Regions from separate parts of the Homo sapiens genome. Here region 1 is linked to region 2. Evidence: chromatin loops called from intact Hi-C (ENCODE). Cell type or tissue: Calu3. All regions are shown on one strand. Region 1 overlaps GBE1 (1,4-alpha-glucan branching enzyme 1). Region 2 overlaps LINC02008 (long intergenic non-protein coding RNA 2008).

What was found. Peaks named below come from ENCODE experiments on the same cell type or tissue, not always from the same donor. Only the 100,000 strongest peaks of a DNase experiment are listed, where the experiment ranks them.
Region 1: it touches region 2 in a loop (5-fold over the local background); 22 of 110 quality-filtered maps call a loop at or near these places.

What each region holds. Positions count from the first base shown.
Region 1 is chr3:81,580,204-81,585,203 of GRCh38, forward strand. It overlaps GBE1 (1,4-alpha-glucan branching enzyme 1), which reads right to left. Exons shown (of 16, transcript NM_000158.4): 11 at 962-1,072. Among named protein-coding and RNA genes, the nearest start is that of GBE1, 180 kb to the right of the region's middle. In Calu3, no CTCF peak of the experiment used is centred here; a DNase peak (open chromatin) is centred at 2,018.
Region 2 is chr3:82,130,914-82,135,913 of GRCh38, forward strand. The region is part of intron 1 of LINC02008 (long intergenic non-protein coding RNA 2008); the gene reads left to right. Among named protein-coding and RNA genes, the nearest start is that of LINC02008, 150 kb to the left of the region's middle. In Calu3, a CTCF peak has its summit at 2,280 (motif pointing left); a DNase peak (open chromatin) is centred at 2,278.

The sequences.
Region 1 (5,000 bases), 550 kb before region 2:
GTGTATGAGGATTAATATGACCTTAAATAAGTGACCTTTTTTCTCCATTTTAAAAATATTTATTAAGTGATTACTAGGATCAGTCACAGTGCTAAAGGCTGGAAATAGAAAGACAATGAAAAAAAAATTCTGTTCCTAAAACATAATGGAAACTTGGAGGATGGGACAACTAATTTTTCCCTACATGACCCAAGGAAGGCTTTATATAGAATGTGTCAGAGCCAGACAATTAGGTCTGAGTAGGAACTTCCCAGATGCAGATGCGTGGGGAAAAGCACAAGATTGGAAAAAGCTGACCTATTTGGAATGGGTAGGGATTTCAAAGTATTGAAGAACAGGAGGCTTGGAGAGTTGGGCAGAGAATAATGCTGGAAACCGGCTTGAGCCAAAATAGGAGTGGCTTTGAATTACAGGCTTCGACCAGTATATCTGGGTTGACAAGACGAGCTTTCCTCTTTAGAAAATAACTTAGGCTGTATTCGAGAAGACAGACTAAGGCTGGATGGAACAGGGGTCAGGGAGGTCAATTAGCAGGAGATTTCAGTGACTGAGGGGAAAAACTGAAGAATGCTTGTCAAAAGCATAAAAGAATACCTCTAGAAGGCAGCCTAAGACGGAAACTAAAATAAACCTGGTCCAGCACCAATTTTCTTCATTATGACAAGGGAAAACATATAATACTTGCAACTGCAATGTATAATCTATTAATTATAGTTTGGCAGGACAAACATACTACTGCATTTTGAAACTGGAGTTTCTCCATCTACAAATTTAACATTTTTTCCAATATACGTAGTTTTCCTGTAAAGATATATATTAATACACACACACACATACACACATTATAGTAACTACAGAGGTTTATATTTCGATATGTTTATATTTAAATATGTTATTAAGGAGAGGGAAGGAGGAAGAGAGAGAGAGAGAAATAAATGAATTTATGCACATATTCATTTACCTGATCATGGCTCTCTGCATAAGCAATGCACTTTTCAAGGTAGCGCCTGTTTGTGAGCGTGTATACTATATCGCCCATGTTCCAGTCTTCATCTTTAAACTCTTTAAGTAGCTAGACACAAGAGAGAAAAATAAGCTTCTGAGTAAAGCATTATTTTTCTTATTTTTAAATCACAATCTGAAGTTATGCATTATATCAGTGCAAACTATTTGATAAGCACATATTAGTCCACCCATATAGCAAAGTTATCACTGTTTAAACTTTTACTGAAATCACAGCTTTTATACAGAATGTCCAAATGACAGTGGTGTAGAGTGTGTTTGTGTGTGTGTGTGTGGTGTTTGCTTTTGTGCAGACAGTTTAATCATTATATTTTAGGATCTTTGCAACTATTTTTCTGTAATAACTGCCACCTCTTGATTAATGCCCACAGTAATGTTATTGCACGGCATGTCTTCCTATAACTTGTACATGGTAGAGATACACTTGTTATATTTATTTGTTTATATGAAAAAAATTAGTAAAAAGAGTGTTTCGCTTCATTTTTACAAAGTGATAAAACAACTGTTTCAAAATTTAAAGTTAATTATCATCAAATAATTACCCTCTTAACAGACCACACATTTTGTGTCTGCATTTCAATTTCTAGTCGGTGTTCAGTCTGGCTCTGTCCCTCTAACACTATACTTTTATGCAACTGAACTTGCTGAGGTTAAGCTTGTGGTGTGAGCTTAAGTTAGTAATTGCTCTCCCTTAAGTAGATACTTGCTATACATATTGACACTGCTGATCCTATCTCCTGCCCCTGAACTTTTCCCTTTATTAATCTACCACTGTGAAACTCTTGCTTTATATTGTTTTGTTTCTTCCCGCCACTCCCGACATACTATAAATTCTCTTCCTCTGTTTGTCCTATAAAGGCTGGTGTTCCTCAGGATTATGTCCTAAATTTACTCTCCCTCTTTAATTCAACACACTGTCATACAATTATGAGAACATAAGCAGTTCTGATCATTGCAGTGCGAATCTTTGGGCACCAGAGGGCAGAACGTGGAAGGCAGAAGAGCAACCATCCATAGATGTTCACAACCTAATCCACGAGCATCTTTCTAAAAAGCAGGCATGAGTGTCAAAATAAGAGAAAGATTTGAAGATGCTATACTGCTGCTTTGAGGATAGAGGAAGGAGCAATGAGCCAAGGAATATAGGCAGCTTTTAGAAGTGAGAAAAGGCAAGGAAATGGCTTCTCCCTTACAGCCTCCAGAAGAAATGCAGCCCTGTTTACACTTTGATTTTAGTCCCAGTAAAACCCATTTCATTTTTGTAACACATAGAACTGTTGTGAATTTGTGCTGTTTAAGCCACTAAGCTTGTGGTAAATTGGATATGGGAATAATAGGAAACTAATGTATAGACCTACACAAATGGGCCAGACTAATTTTTGATAAAAGGGCAACAGAAATTCAATGGAAGGTGGGCGGATGTTTCAACAAATGATGCTTAAAGAATTGGATACCCATGGGTAAAAAGAGAACGATAAAGAACCTTGAGCTAAGTCTTATATATTGCACAGAACTTAACTCAAAATGGATCATGGGCTTAAATATAAAAAATAAAAACTATAAAACATTTAGTAAAAACCATAAGAGAGTCAAAAATTTCTTAAACTTGATACCAAAAGAGAGACCTATACAAGGGAAAAAATGATAAACTAGCTTCATCAAAATTTTTAAAAAATTGCTCTGTGAAAAGCCAATGTGAAGAGGATGAAAGAACAAGCATCAGACTAGGAGAAAAAAATTGTCAACCATGTATCCGGCAAAGAAGTTGAATCTAAAATATATAAAGAACCCTCAAAACTCCACAGTAAATAAACAATGCAATCAAGAAATGGTTAAAAGATATGAACAGATACCTCACCAAAGAGGATATGCAGGAGGCAAATAAGCACATGTTTGGTATCCAGCATCATAAACCATTTGAAAAATAATAAAACCACAATGAGATGTCACTACACACTGATTATAATAGCTAAAATAAAACATAGTGACAACACCAAATGCTGGTGAGGATGTATAGAGGCAGGTCTCTCAAACATCACTAGTCAGAATGTAAAATGTTACAGCTACTTTGGAAAACAGTTTAGCAGTTTCTTAAAAAATTAAACAGGGAATTACTGTATGGTTCAGTAATTGTAGTGTTTGAGCATTTATCTCATAGTTATGAAAACTTATGTTGATAAAAAATGAGTACACACATGTATACAGTAACTTTATTCATAATAGCCATAAGCTGGAAGCAACCTGGATGTTTTTCAATGGGTGAATGGTTAAACTGTGGTATACCCCTGCCTTGGAATCCTATTCAGTGCTGTTGAATGCGCTGTTGATATATGCAACAAGAATGCTGGATATAACAACATTGGAGGTTTTCTTGGATAAATCTCGAGAAAATTTTGCTAACTGAAAATGCCAATCCAGAAAGGTCACAAACTGCATGATTCCATTTATATAATATTTTTGAAATGACGAAATTATAGGAATGGAGATCTCATTCGTGGTTGCCAGCGGTTAAGGCATTATTAGAAGCAAGCAAGATGAAAATAAGTAGGCGTTACTCTAAAGGCAACATGAGGGAATCTTGTGGCAATGAACGTGTTTTGCACCTTGAGTATATCAATGTGAGTATCTTGGTTAAAAGATTGTTCTATACCTTTGCAAGAAGCTACCACTGGGGAAAACTGATGAATGAGCATACCAGATCTCACTGTATTATTTCTTACAGCTGCATGTGAATCTACAATTATCCTAATATCTCAAAAATGTTTAATTAGAAAAACTATATTTATTAAAAATACTAGGTGCTCAATAAATATTTGGTGGAATTAACAGATCAATGAATGAGTTCATTAGACACATACATTACCTTAACATAAACACTTCAAAAATGATCAAATAAAATGAAAGGAAATACAGCAAATTTGGCATAATTTAGATAGTCAAATATTTGTTCAGTAATTGATTAAACTAAGAATGATATTCAAAACTAATGATATTGAAATAATACAACTAGGAAATGATACATAATTTGCTTTTGAACAACAAAAACATGAATAAAATCTAGCATTCTAATTTAACTCATACTGTATGGGTAGACAACATCACAGGCCATATACATTCTGAGTACAGTTGTCATCTGATTTAATAACTCTTGTGTGTTTTATTGACATATAGGGAGAATGGGAGCCACTTATTGAATTGTTTTTAAATGCACCAGTTACAAAAGTAGAGGAAAATCACTATGTCTAAGGGTTTTATTGTAATACTATTTTAACTTTAGTTTTATTAACTAAGGGGGGACCCAGTTTGGTGATACAATAAGAATTTTAAATAATTACATAAAATAGAAGATGATAACTGCTTTCAGAGAATTTACAATCTAAAACAGGATGGTCATATCCTAAATTTAGGATAAAATATTTTTCTATTTGATAACTATGATTATTATAGTTATCATGTATAATAAGTAAGTATGATACATTGCCTAATGCATTACCTTCATCATACAATGTAATAAAATGTTTATTAGGTTAAATTTCAATTTTTTAAGCTGCCATGAATACTCAGAGAGAAAATACCTCACTTTGTGCTATTACTGACTGAAAAATAATTCTAGGTTGACGTACACCTTAAAACATTATTGAATGTGAACAAAGAATGATTAAGGCTTTTAGCAGGAGGTTAAAAAGTAAGATTTGTCACTTGTGAGGGAAAAAAGTCTACATGAAAAAACTAGAAATAGTAAGAGATGGGGCTGATGAGGAACCTTATACCAAGGTGAGAAAATTGAAAACTACAGCATTTTTTTTAAAGTAACAAATACAAGGCTACGTTCCCATGTATTAAAGGAGAATATTCCTTTGTTTTTATGTTTTCTAAGTAAAAATCTTTATAAAATACTTGCTTTTTGACCTGATAATGTTTAAGGAATTATTATAAATGTAGAAGCAGAAGTTATGTTGGTCCAAGTTTAATGTCAC
Region 2 (5,000 bases):
TAATTCATTCAACTGAAGAAATACTCTTTCTACAGGTACTGAAGTACATGCAAGTTTAGAGAGAGTTCTGCTAAATGGAGGCTATTACCAATTCTAATTCTTTCCATTTTGGAATTTATAATTTTTCAGAACAAATATTTTCACAGGCTGTCTTTCTGCCTCCATTCAAAAGCCTTTTCTTTCAAAGTATATTTTTTAAAGATAGGATGTGTCATATTAAGTTTCCACTGTTTGTAATTCATCTAAATGTTTTGTTAAATTCACATCTATAATATCTTAGGCAATCTGAATTTTATTCCACTTTTTTCAGCATGTAAATTTTCAAATTAAAAAATAGCAACTCCATCAAAAAATCATTTTCATGAATTGGTATATCACAAATCACAAAACAAAATTTTAAAAATTAAATTGTTTTCACTATTTGTATTCTCTTAATGTGTTCAGTTCCTCCTTTGCTTTTGTGGAATACATTTTAATGGCTTTCTCCTTGTAAGCTTTTGTTCAATCATTACAGTTTGCTAAAAGCTTCAAAACTGGAGATTATTGGTGATCCACTTATTGAATAATTGGAGAAAGTTTCACCAGTTGACCCTGAAGAAAACACAACTAAAATTTAGAAGTCCCAATGATGTGGTTTAGATTTATGTCCCTGCCCAAATCTTATTTCAAGTTGTAATACCTAATGTTGGATGAGGGGCCTGGTGGGAGGTGACTGGATCATGGGGGCAGATTCCCCCTTCCTGGTCTCGTGATAGTGAGTTCTCATGAAATGTGGTTGTTTAAAAATGTGTGGCACCTCCTGCCACCTCTTTTCCTCTGGCTCAGGACATGTAAGATGTGCCTGCTTCCCCTTTGCCTTCTGCCATAATTGTGACTTTCTTGAGGTTCCCCCAGCCGTGCTTACTGTACATTCTGTGGAACTGTCAGCTAATTAAACCTCTAATCTTTATAAGTTAACCACTTTCAGGTATTTCTTTATAGCAGTGTGGGAATGGACTAAAACACTCACTTTATAAAAACATTTAATGCCATTGCAAGAAAACTAGAATGAATTACAAAGTGGTTGTTCAAATGTTCAAACATTCTAAAATGATTGATGCTAGACAGCAGAGAGAGAACCTTCGACACCTTCTAAGTTCATTTCCACATCCTGAGTTCCTTTGTTTAGCCAGATTTTTTTGTCCTTAATAAATTATGCTCTCCCCAAATTTGAATTCGCATAATTACAAAACCAGTAAGTGAATCTCTAATTTTGCACTTTTTAAAGGAATTTATAATAACATTAAAACAATGCAGTATTTTAATCTTTAACTGAATAAACTTCCAAAGTTCCCCAACAGCTCCCCACTCCTTCATGTTAGAATCTGTGACTTATAGTTAATGCCAAGAGAAAAAGGAAGAACTTCTCAGTTCTAGTCTACGATAGTCACTTCTGGTATCCTTAGAATCCAGCTATGCATGGCTCTGCCTACATGCCTTGTGTGTGTGAATCCCAGAACACAGCTAGAGACAGCTAGTGGTGCACTGGAGTCAGCGCCTACCAGCTTGTTAGGAATGATTGTGAGCATCTCTTTCCAATTCCACATTCAGTGACTTTAATTTGGTAGCTTGAAATTGTTCATGGTAGAAATATTTACACCCAGAAATTAACAAATGCTACAAGTCGTATTTCCCAACCTCACTCCTCTACCCTGAGAGCTGGTTGTTAAACATTTACCAGCACTCTACTGTAGGAAGCACACAGCCTTCCTGGGCACAGCATGCAGCTATTCCTTTCTGAGGATTCCCATTTGAAAATGGCTCTGCAGTAGAGTGGCTCATGGTCAGAGCAAACCACAAATCCAGGTTTGGTTAGGACAATCTTGTGCTAGTGTCCTGTTCTGTTTAGCATTTGAACCTGAAATATACACTTTTGTAATAATGGATGGAATACAAGTAATACAATTAATGGTTGCATTAAAATGAATCAGGATGGGTTTGGTGGAACTCCACTGTCTACTTCCAGCTTCTGCCATGATTTTGCCTACTAGTATGTAAAATATATGCTGAGATCAGGATTTTCTCTTAACATATGGGGAAATAAAAAAGATGACCTTACAACACCCAATTCTATTTTTCTGACCCCTCTCATACACAACATAATTTTTATTTCTCTTTGAACTACAGTATGTTAAGTGCTTGCCCATGATAAAATGAAATGTACTCACACGTGAGCAGGTTTAGGTTCAGCCAACTTCATCTGGTTTGGATGGTGGGAAAAGTTCCACACTGCGGCCCCTGCTGGACACTTAGTGTAATAGAGTCCCATGTTACCAAGGAGCAATTCAGAATGCAGTCAGTGCCACTGTATCTTATTTCTTAGAAATTATCCCAGTAAAAAAAAAAATATTTTGCAGCTTCACTAAAATGGAGTTTTTCAAAGGGCTAAAACTCAGCTTTTAAGCGATTGGGAGCCAGCAGTGTTTGCCACCATAATTAAGTGTTACGTGCATAATTTACAATTGTTCTATTTTATAGCCAAATATTTTTATATCCTACTAGGTTTTGGAGGATGAACTCAAAATAATATTTTCATCAAGTACACACTAGTCACTACGACCCTAACTTCAGCAAAATAGATAGTAAGTGATTAAAATTTATGTAGACTATCTAAAGAATAAAAAGGTATTTAAAAATAAAGTATAACACAAAGGTACGTTGGTTTACTATAACTGTTGTAACAAATTACCACAAATTTAGTGGCTTAAAACATAGATGTATTCTTTTACAGTTTTATAGGTTGGAAGATCTGACATGGGCTAAAATCAAGGTGTCAATGGGGCTGTGTTACTTCCCAGAGACTCTAGGAGAAAAATAATTCTCTTGCCTTTTCCAGCTTCTAGAGACTTCTTGCATTTCTTGGCTCATGGTTCCCTTCCTCCAGCTTCAAAGCTAGCAAGGTTGCATCTCTCTGGCCATTCTTTCATAGTTACATCTCCCTCTTTCTGACCACACCTTAAAAAGATAATCTAATTTTAAGGACTCATTTTAAGGACACACCTGAGTAATCCAGGACAATCTCGTCATGCCATGGTCCTTATTAATCACATCTGTGAAAATGCCCTGTAAGATAACACAGTCACATGTTCCTGTGATGAGGCTGTGAATGTCTTTGAGGGGGCTATCATTCTGTCTACCACACAAGCAATATGTTCTCAGCAAAGAATATGTAAAGTCCCCAAAAAAGGCTGCAGACTTCAATCTTCTGTCACTGCTCTGAAAAGATTGACAAAAAATTACCTAAATTTGGAATAACTTTTAGAGCAATAAGTCAAAAATGTGGGTGTCAGTGTTGATTTGTTTTTTTAAATTTTCCTGCATGTATCAGCTACCACCTTCCCATATAATATCAAGATGAGATACTAGCCACACACAAGACCAAATACTGGATAATTTCTTCATTACTGTAATTCCTTGAAATGTTTGTTCATGATGGCCAGATATCTATTGTTTGGTTAGGAATTAATTCTGTAATTATTTTAAAAAAAGAGTTTGCTGTCCAAGGCGACACATGTGGCTCAGGTGCATTTCAAGAGCTCTGCTGTTAGTTTCTCTAATGAGAGCCAGGGTTCTGGATGCACATGCATTTTTTTTTTTTCCTAAAGGCTTCATGCCCACTTAATTAAATGAAAGAAATAATCACAGAATGGAGCTCCTTTCCATCTTGGCCAAATACTGTGTAAATTTTAATTCAAAGTTTACTTCAAAGATAAATACAAAGAGAGACATATATGTCATACAATTTCATTTTAAATTTCAATAATAAACTTTGGTCAAATTTAAAGTCAAATAGATATGATTGACCATTTACATACAAATACATATTTCTGTTCAGTATTCATACATAAATAAACATAAATATCCACAAATTAAGGCATATGCAATTTTAGAAAAAAGTTTCTCAAGGGCAAAACTTCTTAAAATTGTCTTATATAATCAGTAAGAAAGCAAAGAATATTTTAAAAATAGAAGTTAATCAACACAACTGAACATAAGGGAATAATCTCTGATATGGATGGGAGAAATGTTGAAAATTGAGTGAATTCATGAAGGGAAATCTATCTATAAAAGCATGAGATACAATCTATCTATAAATACATAAATAAATTTATAAATCTATAAATGCTTTTATACAATCTATAAAAGCATGAGATAAATTCAGTTGAATATACTAATCAATTTTACTCTCTGAAGACGTAATTCTGCTATCACCGTCTTGAAATATCTACAACAAAAGGCTTTTGAAATTATAAACTTCCAATAAAAATAAAAGATGTATAAAAATGGACATTTAAAATTAAAATTTAATATGTATTTTTGTTACTTATAAATATTTTTTATTTTGAAAATTCTTCATTCTCATCTTAGTTTTTGAGGGCTGCTGTAACAAATTACTACAAACTGGGTTGCTTAAAACAACAGAAATCCATTCTTCCACAATTCTGGGTGCTAAAAGTCAGAAATCAAGGTGTAGGCAGAGCCATGCTCACTTTGGAACTTCTGTGGAAGAATGCTTCCTTGCGTCTTCTATCTTCTGGTAGCCTAGATTTTCCTTGGCTTGTGGCCCCATAACTCCAGTCTCTTCCTATCTCCACATGGTCACACTCTCTCTGTCTCTGTTTCCTTTTATAGGGATACTTTATATTGATTAAAGGGTTAACCCTACTACAGTGGGACATCATCTTAACTAATTACATCTGCAATGATGGTATTTCCAATTAAGGTCACATTCTAAGGTGCTGGAATTTACCAACATATCTTTTTTAGAGGGATACAATTCAACCCCATAAATATCCCATTCTATAAAAATACTGGTTCTCTTACAAGGCTAAAGGAAATGAAACTGGTGTGGACATTTCTATCTCATTTTTTTAGTAGAACAAGAATTAATCTAAATGGCTATGTGTTCATACTGGCTCAATAATTCAGTTTTTTCCTAATTACATTAAAATTATTTGGAT